Regions from separate parts of the Homo sapiens genome. Here region 1 is linked to region 2. A link is a loop called in an ENCODE intact Hi-C map of the cell type or tissue named here. Cell type or tissue: PC-3. All regions are shown on one strand. Each heading gives the region's core, and the rest is flanking DNA. Links, peaks and the distances in the headings are about the cores only. Region 1 overlaps ESR2 (estrogen receptor 2). Region 2 overlaps SYNE2 (spectrin repeat containing nuclear envelope protein 2).

Region 1 (6,564 bases), core at 818-5,817, 180 kb after region 2:
ATCTTTAAACTTTGAGCCATCTAATCAAAATTCTTTGGAGCACTCCTTGTAGAAATAAATGTTTAAATATACTTTGGAAGTAAATTACTTGAACTTTATCTGGAAAATACCAGCTTCTATTCACTCCAGCCAGACACACATTATTCCACCTCACTGCTCCCCCAAAACACTCTATTATTGTCAGTCACAGGGTTATTGGAAGTCCTTGACAAGCAGTTAGATGATTTTGTCACAAAACCACCCTTTGCTCCCAAAAGCCTGCAGCACACAGAAAGGGCAGTGGGTTTATGCGAGTTCCATTTTTAGTCTCTAGCAGCCCCTGAAGGGGCCTTGAGGTCTTCAAAGAGCTGGCTGCTCCCCTCCTCCTTCCCCGAACTCAGGGCATTTCCAGCGATGGCAGTATTTCAGGGAAGAGCCTCTGACACCACTGGATACACCAGTCCTGCAGAAGTCTTTCCCATTACCTGCCGTACATGGCACTCACCGGGATCCTGCATTCCGAAGCACTCACACTCTCCCACCCAGACTCGCTCACACAGAGCTACAAGCATGCAAATTGCTCACTTTGGTATATGAGCATTACTGAGTTACTAAATTTACTAAATCATAAATTCTGTAAACACCTGCAATTTTCTATAAGTACACAGGTTAAGTGACAAAACACCAGTGCCCCCTGGAAGTCACTCATAGGAAAAGGCCGTCTTAGAGAATCCAGAGCACTGGGCAAAGAGTGCCAAATCTACAGGAAGCCTCATCTTTCCACCTCCCCAGCTCTAGGCTCTCCCAGGCAACCTGATGCAGGCATCCAGTAAGGACAACACAAGCCCTGCACAGAGATAACACAAAAAACACCTGAATCACCTTGCCTGCGGACAATTAATTATTGGAAATTGTAACTGTTGGACTTGGGGACATTTGATACTAAGGAAAGCTAGTTTGAAAATATCTCTATGGGGCAAAAAAAAAAAAAAACAAAAAAACCCACCAACTCCTGCATTGATATTTGATTATCTCTTTATTCTTCTGTGCTGATGTGGGATTATACACACATGCACAATACATACACACACACACACACACTCACACACACCCCTCCCCAAGTGGTATGGTAAGGGAACCCACCTGAAATCAATCCTATTTTCCAGAAGTACCTGTGCCTTAGTTCCTCAATATTGAAATTGGTATCATTTCCTCATTAAAATATATGCCATTTTCACTGCAAATTTATGTTCCAAAAATGGGAGGAGGGTTGGCATACTGAGGTATTTTAAACCCTGATAAAGGCTGTCCCTCACAGTAATCAGACCATACATAACTCATGGAGAAAGTTAATTTCTAAACAAAGTCTAAAGAACTAGGTCTGATTGCTTTCTTTTTAAGCAGGTGTGACAGTCAACCATTTCATTCAAGGGGTGGCAAAGTTAGAATATTTTTATTCACTCCACAGTCTGCAGAAACCAAATACATTTCAACAAAATAAATGAGAAATGAAGAGGCAATAAAGTATAAGACATCGTAAATGACAGCCCAGTAAAGGTCTTTCAGATGAGTTACACAGAACAAAGTTAGTAAAGACTCTAAATTAATGACATCTATTTTATTTATTTTATAATTTTAGATTGAAACTGAATTATGAGTAAGAAATTAGGACAGGGTTAAAAGAGTTGAATTAAAGACAGGGCTGGCTGGGTAAAGTGGCCCATGTCTGTAATCCTCGTGCTTTGGGGAGGCCAAAGTGGGAGGATCACTTGAGGCCAAGAGTTCTAGACCAGCCTGGGCGATGTAGCAAGACCTTGTCTCTACAAAATAATAATAAACCAGGCATGGTAGCATACACCTATAGTCCCAGTTCCTCAGGGGGCTGAAGCAAAAGATCACTTGAGGCCAGGAGCCCAAGGTTGCAGTGAGCCGTGATGGCACCACTGCACTCCAGCCTGGGCCACAGAGCGGGACCGTCTCTAAAAAAAAAAAAACAAAAACAAAAACAGGGCATATGATTTGAATGTTAAAATATTGAAACAATGTATCAACCAAACTGACCTACTCAGGAAATTTATTTTTGCACACTATCTGTCCATAAACTACTAAATAAAATCAGTAATAACATGGAATATCTTTGTATTAGTCCATTTTCACATTGCTATAAAGCACTATCTGAGACTGGGTAATCTATGAAGAAAAAAGGTTTAACTGACTCACAGTTCTGCATGGCTGGGGAGGCCTCAGGAAACTTACAATCATGGCAGAGAGCAAAGGGAAACCAAGGCACATCTTACATGGAGGCAGGAGAGCGAGTGACTGAGCAAGACAGCCGGGAGCTGCCAAACACTTTTAAAGCATAAGCTCCTGTGAGAACTCACTCACTCTCATGAGAACAGCATGGGGGAAACCATCCCCATGATCCAATCACTCCCACCAGATCCCTCCCTTGACACGTGGAGATTACAATTTCAGATGAGATTTGCTGGGGACACAGAGCCAAACCATATCAAATTTATTACTTGACAATCACTTTTTTTTTTTGAGACAGGGTCTCACCCCGATGCCCAGACTGGAGTGCAGTGGCATGATCTCTGCTCTCTGCAACCTCCTCCTCCTAGGTTCAAGTGATTCTCCTGCCTCAGCCTCCCATGTAGCTGGGATTACAGGCACACACCACTATGCCTGGCTAATTTTTGCATTTTTAGTAGAGAAGGGGTTTCACCATGTTGGCCAGGCTGGTCTTGAACTCCTGACCTCAAGTGATCCACTCACCTCAGCCTCCCAAAGTGCTGGGACTACAGGTGTGAGCAACCGAGCCCGGCCAATAATCACTCTTTATAAAATAAGAATATTGCTTTTTATTTTTTATTTTTTTTAAGATGGAGTCTTGCTCTGTCGCCCCAGCTGGAGTGCAATGACGTGATCTTGGCTCACTGCAACCTCCACTTCCTGGGTTCAAGCAATTCTCCTGCCTCAGCTTCCCAAGTAGCTGGGATTACAGGCGCCTGCCACCACACCCAGCTAATTTTTGTATTTTTAGTAAAGAAGGGGTTTCATCATGTTGCTCAGGCTTGTCTCGAACTCCTGACCTCAGGTGATCCACCCATCTCAGTCTCCCCAAGTGCTGGGATTACAGGCGTGAGCCACCGTGCCTGGCCTAAAGAAGAATATTGTTTAATACAACAACAAAATGTTGAATGAGTGGGCCTCCCTTAGGGGTACACTATTTGTGTGTGTGTGTGTGTGTGTGTGTGTGTGTGTGTGTGTGTGTGTATGTATGTGTGTGTATATATATATATATATCTCTGCTCGCAGCACACACCTGGGTACAGACCATGGTTTACCTCTGTGTGTATGGCAATGGCAGGGAGTGTTTAAGGCTTAGAATTGGGAATTGAAAATTCGGTGGTTATCTTGAAGGAATTTAGCATACAAATAACTAATGTGAATGTAAACTCAAGACATTTATACATATACAATTCCACGGACCTATCTGCAAATGTCCACAATGGGATCCAAGCCAGATACAAACTTCCTCTGACTAATAATTTAACATTAGTCAGTTGCCTGTTGATACTAAGGACACAAAAATGTCTTTGCATATGTGACTTTTTTTTGAGCAATTAGACAGTCAGGTTCTTTAGATCTTCACGTGAATTTATGATGAATTTAGTGGTTAGTAAAAGAAAAACTAAATGCTTAGAAATAAGCTGAAGTAATGAGATTTTCCTCTCATCCTCAGTAGACACAAGTTTTCTTGTTGTGGACACCTCAACAAGAATAAAGGGAAACAGAAATTATAGTTTCAGTATCCACAAATGGGCAACTGTTAGTTGTATTCACTGTTTATTCAGCCATATTACCACTTGAAGAAGCTCTGCTAGGACAATCCAGCAGAAGACAGTTATTTTCAAATGGTGTGAAGATTCCCTTCACTTTGCAAAAAAGAGTCGTAATAGAAGTCTTTATGGAGCATGACTCCTGACTTTTTGAATGAGCAACTCCTCTACAAATATACCTATTACATAAAAGTATATTCATTTGTATAAGAGAGGACTAAGTAACTGAACTATCTTAGACTTCAAGTTCCAGACTTCAGAAAGTTAATGTGTTAAAAATACTAGAGACTGTAGGCTGGGCGTGGTGACTCACGTCTGTAATCCCAACAATTTGGGAGGCTGAGGCTGGGGGATCACTTGAAGTCAGGACCTCGAGACCAGCTTGGCCAACATGGTAAAACCCCGTCTCCACTAAAAAAAAAAAAAAAATACAAAAATTGGCCAGCCGTAGTGGCACATGCCTGTAATCCCACCTACTCAGGAGGCTGAGGCACAAGAATCACTTGAGCTTGGGAGGCGGAGATTGCAGTGAGCTGAGATCATGCCATCGTATTCCAGCCTGGGTGACAGAGCGAGACTCCATCTCAAAAACAAAAAACAAACAAACAAAAACTACTAGAAATTGCAACAACAAATAAACACCAGTAGTCATTCCAAAAAAAAAAAAAAATGCCTGCTCAACATGAATGCATTTACAATTCCCAAGAATTCCTCTTCTATACTCAATCAAATATACTAGATTTATGTTTTACAACATAATACTTTCACTTAAGTTATAAAGGCAGTGTAAGTCTATTAGAAATAATTTGTAAGAAAAATAACTTTTCTTCTATTAACTAAAAGGTAGGCCTAATATTTTTCCAGGATTTGTGTCCACTTATAGTAATGTATACACACAATTACAGGAATTAAAGAACGCATACAGAGAAATGGGAGAGTGGAGAGTTAATTGTACTAAAAACCAGGAATGAAATAGTCACCAAAAATAAACACTAAATTTGGCATCAATTTAGAAATCAAGACAAAAGATAAAATAATCCTAAAGTCTGCAAATTATTTGTCAAGGGATGGAATGTGTTCCTAGGACTAACTTCAAGGAAAATTATATGTGTATATTTATACATATGTATATTTGGCCCCAGTTAAAACACCAAGCAGAATACAATGAATGAATGAGAGCAATGGCTTGGCTAGGTGCTTGGCTTTTCAGCCTGCCTTGCGACATGGTACCCTGAGATGACAGTGGGGAGAGTGGGTTTCTGCAGTGTGTTACAAGTAAAACAGGGCTGTTCTCTACCAAAACATCTCTGTTCTGCAGAATGTGCTCTTTGTCAACATTGTCACCCATAACAACAGGTAGAATAAAGTAGAGAGTTAGTTTGCCATTTGGCAACCCCCCAAGTCCAGCTCCACCACCTATTATCCTACCTGTAAGCAGGTTTCTCAATCTCCCATTTCCAATATCTGAATGATAGAGATAATAATGGATCCTACTCCCTCAAAGGGGGCAGGAAGATTGTGAAGATTAAATGTGTTGACATAAGTTAAATGCATAAGGTGCTGCCAAGCACATACAAGCCAATAGGTTAACTATTTTGTTTGTTACTGAAGGGTCTTGTGCCCTGAACTTCTCTGGTCTTCCAGAGCCTCCCTCCATGGTTTACCACCTGGGCTTGCTCCTGTTCAAGTCACATCAGTCCTCCAGCTCTTCTCAGAGGATCTGTTCTCTATCAAAACACCATTATGCAGAACAGTGCTCTTTTAATAACATTGTCAACCATGACAAAAGGCAGAATGGGGACTGATACCTTGGGGCATCACTCTTCATCTGTGTAACACAGGGTCTTCTGATGATCTAAAGTGGTAACAGGATTATAATGCAAGAGTTGGGGTAGACACTAGGCATCCTCCCACGCTATGCAGAGTCAGATGTGGCTGAACATTCAACCTAGCACTTTTTCCATAAAAGAGATGTGGAAATCAATTTCCAAGAAGATTTCGAACTGCTCGAATTTACACCAAGAGGGTGTTCTACTTTCCTGCTAAAAAGCTTGAGTATTTTTATACAGTCCAGCTTTCCCTCCATAAACAGTTCACCTAAGTCAATTAAAAATTGTTTCCTTTTCTGTGTCATCTTTAAAAGAAAATCAAACACAACCAAGATACAGCATCATGTCCCATTTTCTGTTAAGTTTCATATAGTTTTAGTAACCCTTCCTTCCACCGCTATTGCCAAAAATGCTATATAGTACATGCATTAGAATGTGTTAAAGCAGATCGGGCATGGTGGCTCACGCCTGTAATCCCAGCGCTTTGGGAAGCTGAGGTGGGCAGATCGCCTGAGGTCAGGAGTTCAAGACCAGCCTGGCCAACATGGTGAAACCACTTCTCTACTAAAAATAGAAAAATTAGCCTGGCATGGTGGTGGACACCTGTGATCCCAACTACTTGAGAGGCTGAGGCAGCAGGATCACTTGAATCCGGTAGGCGGAGGTTGCAGTGAGCCAAGATTGCACCTCTGCACTCCAGCCTGAGCAACAGAGAGAGACTCCATCTCAGAAAAAAAACAAAAAACAAAACAAAACAAAACAAAAAAAAACAAAAGAGTGAGTTAAAGCATGTGAAAATAAACTTGGCACATTTCTAAGAATTTTATCACCTGTCCAGAAAGCTCCAGATATAATTGGTCACTATAGGTACAAAAAACAGCAGGACAACTTAAGATTATAACCTGAAAATGGAA
Region 2 (6,564 bases), core at 894-5,893:
ACTGCACTCCAGCCTGGGTGACAGAGTGAGACTCTGTCTCAAAAAAAAGGAAATTCAGAAAATGTGAAAATTACAAAAATTAATATAAAAATCTACCTTAATGTCACCACTCAGCAATAACCACTGCCAATCATTTTTTCTCCTTTTTTACTATGATTTTGTTTTTAAATAAATAGAGATCAAAATACTTGTACTGTTTTGTATTCTGCTGAGTAATTTACCAGCAAATCATGTTTGTCTTCCTATGCCATTAAATGTTCTTTTAAAATGTAACTAGCTGTGGCCGGGCATGGTGGCTCACGCCTGTAATCCCAGCACTTTGGGAGGCCAAGGTGGATGGATCACCTGAGGTCAGGAGTTCGAGACTGGCCTGGTCAACATGGTAAAACCCCGTCTCTACTAAAAATACAAAAAATTAGCCGGGCATGGTGGCGCACGCCTATAATCCCAGCTACTCAGGAGGCTGAGGGAAGAGAATCACTTGAACCCAAGAGGTAGAGGTTGCAGTGAGCTGAGATCATGCCATTGCACTCCAGCCTGAAACGTCCATCTCAAAAAATAAAAATAAAAAATGTAACTAGCTGTATAATATTCTACCATGAAGATATGCCATAATGTGTTAAACCAAGCCCCTAATAAGGAATCTTTAAATTACTTTTTTTTAATTTTCATAACAACACTGCAGTGAATATTCTTATGCCAGAATCTATATTTTCATCTGTGACTAATTCATTGAGAAAGATAGTGAGAAGTAGAATCACTGGGTCAAAGAATATAGTAGTTTTATGGCTAGAGGTGCTCTGAAGAAAAAGCAAACTTGTTTTTTCTCTCTACCCTTACACACCATGCAACAAAGCACTTCTGACACCATGTTGGTTATGGGGGTTCCCCACACATCAGGCAGTTCTCCAGCAGACACCAATTCATTTCTCACACTATCCACCCGGAGACAGCATCAGATCACACAGGCTGGGGGCTCAATCCATCCCACAAGAGGACCTCTACTTCAGATGCCAATCATCAGTAGTAGGTTGCTACCTATACTTCTCCTTTTTTTTTTTTTTGAGACAGAGTCTTGCTCTGTCGCCTAGGCTGGAGTACAATAGCATGATCTCGGCTCACTGCAAACTCGGCTTCCTGAGTTCAAGCGATTCTCCTGCCTCAGCCTCCTGAGTAGCTGGGATTACACGCATGTGCCACCACACCCGGCTAATTCTTTGTATTTTTAGTAGAGGAGGGGTTTCACCATGTTGCCCAGGGTGGTCTCGAACGCCTGACTTCAGGTCATCTGCCCGCCTCGGCCTCCCACAGTGCTGGGATTACAGGCGTGAGCCACTGCGCCCCGCTGGTACACTTCTGGCTGATAGGCTATAAATCAAGGGATCCTTTGATACCTTTCTTGGGTTCAATTAATTTGCTAGAGTGGCTCACAGAACTCAAGAAAACACTTTACTCATGTTTACCAGTTTATTAATAAAGGATATAATGAAGGATACAGATAAACAGCCAGATGGAAGAGGTGCCTAAGGCATGGTATAGGAAGGGGCCTGGGGCTTCCCTGCTCTCTCTAGGTGGTGGAACCCCCAGGCTTTCAGCAATCCAGAAGCTCTCTGAGCCCTGTCTTTTGGGTTTTTTTATGGAGACTTCATTATGTAGTCATGATTGATTATGTAATTGGCCATTGGCGATCAACTCAACCTTCAGCTTCTGTCCCCTCCCCCAGAGGTTGGGGGTGTGTGTTGGAGGTAGGGGTGGTACTGAAAGTTCCAACCTTTTAATCACATAGTTGGTTCCCCTGGCAACCAGCCCTCATCCTGAGGCTACTCAGGATCCCACCTAGAGTTGCCTTCTTAGAACTAAAGATGCTCCTATCACTCAGGAAATTACAAAGGGCTTAGGAGCTCTGTGTCAGGAACTGGTCAAAAATCAAGTATTAGAACAAAAGACTCTCCTAGCTAGCACTCCTATCTACAAGGGTATTAAGAGCTCTGTCTCAGGAACTACAGCAGAGATCAAGTATATATTTATTATATCACAATATCATAGATACTTACCAAATAACCCTCAGGAAAGATTTTACCCACTTCAGTGCCTCTTCTGATATTTGCTGCATCCATAGCAAAATGGGTCAGCTTAAGAGAAGAAGCCCAGTGGGATTGTCTGTCCCCAAGAGCCCACCTGTGATTCCATTCACACCTCTAAGTCATTTTCATGTGAGCTCAAGGATTACGTGGAGAAAAAGAGAGGACAGAAATGTCAGTTACAGTGTAAAGTGTGAAAAGAGAGTATTTGAGGCGAAAGATTTGGAGAGGTTTTTGATTAAGTGGTAGATTTTGTACCTGTTTTTATATGTGGTACATCCATTATTGAAAATTGTTACTTTTTTTCTTAGAGGAAATAACCATCCTTTAGTAGCTATTCAGGCATTTCATTAATTGTTGCAATAAAACTGTTTCATTTTATTCATAGAAGAGCAGGATAAAGAAACAATTATATTTTGACGTTCTCTTTTAGGCTTCTTCAGAAAGTTCAGAAAAATAAAGAATTGGTGCAGACTGAAATCCAAGAAAGACATTCCTTCACAAAAGAGATAATTGCTTTGAAGAATTTCTTTCAACAGACCACAACTTCATTCCAAAATATGGCATTCCAGGATCACCCAGAAAAGTCAGAACAATTTGAGGTAAGTGAGGAATGAATTAGTGAATGTGGCAGGTACAGGCCCACAGTCTTGTATCCAAAGTCCTTGGGGTAGAGATAACTCAGTGGCTGGGTTTGGGGGAGCGGTCTGGGGAGAGAGAGAGAGGCATAGGCAAAGGCCCTGTGGCATGGTATGGGCAGAACCAAGGGAGAAGATCAGTGTGGCTGGAGAGCAGAGAACAGAGTTGAAACAAGGCTGGAAGGTAGGCCAGTCTGGACCAAGCAGCCTTCTTTCAACTATGTTTCCAGTGTGTTTGGTGAACAAGGGCCTCAGACCACTCTTAAGTAGTATGTTACATTACTCCTTTAGTAGGACATGGCGCCTTGTCTCTGACAGGGTCTATGTACACCCTACAGGTCATCTGGAATCTCATTTCTTCAGAAGAATCTCCTCTTTCATTCCAGTCCAATAGTGACAGCCCAAAAGTATGTTTGGAAGTTTATTCAAAAGTCACGTGTTGGCCGGACATGGTGGCTCACACCTATAATCCCAGCACTTTGAGAGGTCCAGGCAGGCAGATCACTTGGGGTCAGGAGGTCAAGACCAGCCTGGCCAACATGGGGAAACTCCGTCTCTACTAAAAATACAAAAATTAGCCAGGCATGGTAGCGTGTGCCTATAATCCCAGCTACTGGGATGCTGAGGCAGGAGAATCACTTGGACCCAGTAGGTGGTGGTTGTAGTAAGCCGAGATCGTGCCGCTGCAATCCAGCCTGGCTCCATCTCAAAAAAAAAAAAGTCACATGCTGTCTAAACAGAACTTTTGGTTATTATATTGGAAAGTAAAGAAGCAGTCTTCATGGGGAAGCCTTCTAAGTGTACCTCTGAATGAAAGCCTGTACTCCTGGACTAGGTGTAGATAAAACGGGATGACACTTACTTATTAAACCCCATCTTTGAATGGCATTGTTCTCTAACTTTCTCTCTCTAGATTTGTCCTCTGCTGAGGATTAAGAAAAGGAAAACAATGACACATTACAGAGTCATTTAAAATTGTAATCATTCTTCAGTACAGTGACTCAATCCATGAACACAAATAATGCTACTGAACAGCTACTGTAAAAACAAAACAAACAACAAAAAAGCCACAGTCAAGTCAAGAAGTATTTTTCCACTTGATCTTTGGGAAACTTTCCCATACAAATGAGTTTCTCCTTTATAATTACTGCAGGAGAAGGTAGATCAGATTTGGTTTCTAGGCCACAACCAATAGACTATTTGTTCAGGTTTCTTTTATCTCCTAAAAACCTACATTCTTTGTATGGAACTGGAACCTTCCCTTTTGAAAGCAGTTGAGCTCTGCAGGGCTGTCTAATTACATGAAAGTAGACACTTCTGCTCCAAGTGTGGGGCTTTTAGTGGCCTTAAATCATTGTGATGATAATGGAGGAAGAAGTAGAAATAGCAACACGTTAAAACAACAACAAAAAACTTCTTTGAAACTTTTTTTTTTTTTTTTTTGCTGCTTGCAGCTTTTTAGATCAGGACTGCAATGGAGATACAATTAAATCCTAAAGGTACTTTAGAAGCAGGGGGTGTTGTAATGTCTTTTCTAGATAATGGTGTGACACTATGAAGAGATATCAAGTTTAATTCTTACAAATTAGAAAGCATCATCTGACTAAACTGAGTGTCTCTGGGGCTTAATCAGCTTGTATCACTAGTGGGGTTTTGTCATGCAAACTGCACTCCTTTAAATCATAAGGATGTGCTGGAAGGCTGCTTTCACTTTTTAGAATTAAACTTTTCCCCCAGTCTCGTGAGTATTGCAACTCTCTTAATGCTTTTAGGAGCTTCAAAGCATCCTTAAGAAAGGGAAACTAACTTTTGAGAATATTATGGAAAAACTGCGAATCAAGTATTCCGAAATGTACACCATAGTCCCTGCAGAGATTGAATCCCAGGTGGAAGAATGCAGAAAAGCTTTAGAAGACATAGATGAGAAGGTAATAATAATGTCTGTACTACTGTTATTATTTACGGAGCTGAATGACTATCAGGAGGAAAATATCATTTAATGTCAAATTCCATTTGCCAGGATTTCAGCTATAACTTCTTTTAAGAGTTAAGTGACCATCGTGTCTATTGAATGCTAAGATAAAGATGCTCTAAATATGTGACATAAGATAACAGAATTAGATGATTTATATGTATTTAATTGTCAAAATGCTTATTCTTCTCTTGCATTTTATAATACAGTTATATAATATTTTTTACTGGTTTTGTTTGCTTTTGTACAACCACTGTACAACCACTTGAACATTTTGGATGTTAATACTTTGCTTTAAAATACATTCTTTGAAACATTTTGACATTACAACTAAGGCAATAAGAATACAAATTTCACAACTCACTAGGAATAGCACTTAGTATGTAGTGTCTGTCTAACGATGATGTTAACAGAATTCTCATGAAAAGTACCTGAGCAAATCTTTATACCTGAAAGTCCAGATTTAAAGAAAAGGTGGAAAATATTTTATAATACTAGAAACATAGGAGCTTAGCAAGATATTTTGATTAGATTGTAGAAAGACAGCCCATATCAAACAGAAGAAAATTCTGTTTGGTCTGGTATCCACAGAAGGATTTTTTTTTTTTTTTTTTGTCTAGAATACTTACAACTTGATAAATAAAATAGATCTTAAACACAAAAAATTCAGATTTCAAACTTAGTTGCTAGAATATGTCATTAATTCTATGACAGATTTCTCAGGAAAATCTCACATGTAAAAAACATGTAAACTCTTAACGTATATTTATAACAAATCTTTTTTAGTTAACACACAAGAAAACCTATTTCGTACTTTCTCAAGGATCTCGTTACTATTGATTTTATTTCAGGAAAATACTAAATATTTTGAGAGAAACTAAATGTTATGCTCATGAATACTTATGAAAATCCCTAGCAGAGTAAATTAATAATCAAAATCAGTCGTTCAAATTCAAGGTAGAAAATTTCCGCTATGACCCTCTATATTTGTAACAAACAGCAACTAATTTTTATTGTGTGATACAGCTAAAGGAAGTTCAAGGATCCCGGGGGACAGACATAGTAACATTGTGTATAATTCAAATGGCTACATATGTTTCCTAAATCATGATCTGTCCTAATGTATCTCAATGGTATACATTTCTGCCAGGAGAATAAGTGCTCAAAATATCAGAAAACTTTTCTTGTGGTAATTTGTGACACAGCCAGCCATGAAAAGCTAATATGGAACCAAAGTGGGATTTTTTTTTTTTCTAATAATATTGACTGCAGTATGGTCTGGGGAATAAAGACATGATATAAAAGTATCAAGGCCTGATATTGTGAATAGAGCCTGGGACTCAATCTAGGGACTTGGGCGCTTCTTGGGACAAGTTCAGCTACTTCCTTGACATATGACTGTAGCAAGTCATTTAGTCTGTGTTACAGTTTCAGCATCTGTATACTGTCTGCACAGGATGATTTTAGTCTCAATGGTTATACAGATAGAGTTGTTTTTTTTTTTAATTTACAAAACAAAGGATTATACAAAAGCATAAAGTATTATTTGGTTATTTAGTAGCTGCTTGGAGAAAGCCTTATCAAATAGCAAAACAAGAACACACATCAGTCAGGTATTTGGAAAGTGATACATTCAACATTCATTTATTATCTTTCCTAGCTCAAGGTTTTTTTTGTTTCTTTTTAAGAGAATCGTTTAGATAAAAAAAAATTACGCTGTTCAGTAGCTAAGTTTCTGATGGCTGGGAAAACATCTACAAATGGTTACACAGAGAATAATTAAGCTCTGTGCATCCTCAAGAAATAGCAATTTTAGAAGGTTGTTTCACCCAAATGAATACTATGATTGGAATTACATTTTTTTAAAAAAGTC

What was found. Peaks named below come from ENCODE experiments on the same cell type or tissue, not always from the same donor. Only the 100,000 strongest peaks of a DNase experiment are listed, where the experiment ranks them.
Region 1: it touches region 2 in a loop (1.8-fold over the local background); 1 of 110 quality-filtered maps calls a loop at or near these places.

The regions. Positions count from the first base shown.
Region 1 is chr14:64,250,351-64,256,914 of GRCh38, forward strand. The region is part of intron 6 of ESR2 (estrogen receptor 2); the gene reads right to left. Among named protein-coding and RNA genes, the nearest start is that of ESR2, 41 kb to the right of the region's middle. In PC-3, for the core only: no CTCF peak of the experiment used is centred there; a DNase peak (open chromatin) is centred at 3,511; H3K4me3 peaks cover 820 bases; H3K27ac peaks cover 1,239 bases.
Region 2 is chr14:64,071,454-64,078,017 of GRCh38, forward strand. It overlaps SYNE2 (spectrin repeat containing nuclear envelope protein 2), which reads left to right. Exons shown (of 116, transcript NM_182914.3): 53 at 2,515-2,683; 54 at 4,492-4,647. Among named protein-coding and RNA genes, the nearest start is that of MIR548H1, 20 kb to the right of the region's middle. RefSeq lists an enhancer at 2,736-3,237. In PC-3, for the core only: no CTCF peak of the experiment used is centred there; a DNase peak (open chromatin) is centred at 3,758; H3K27ac peaks cover 1,125 bases.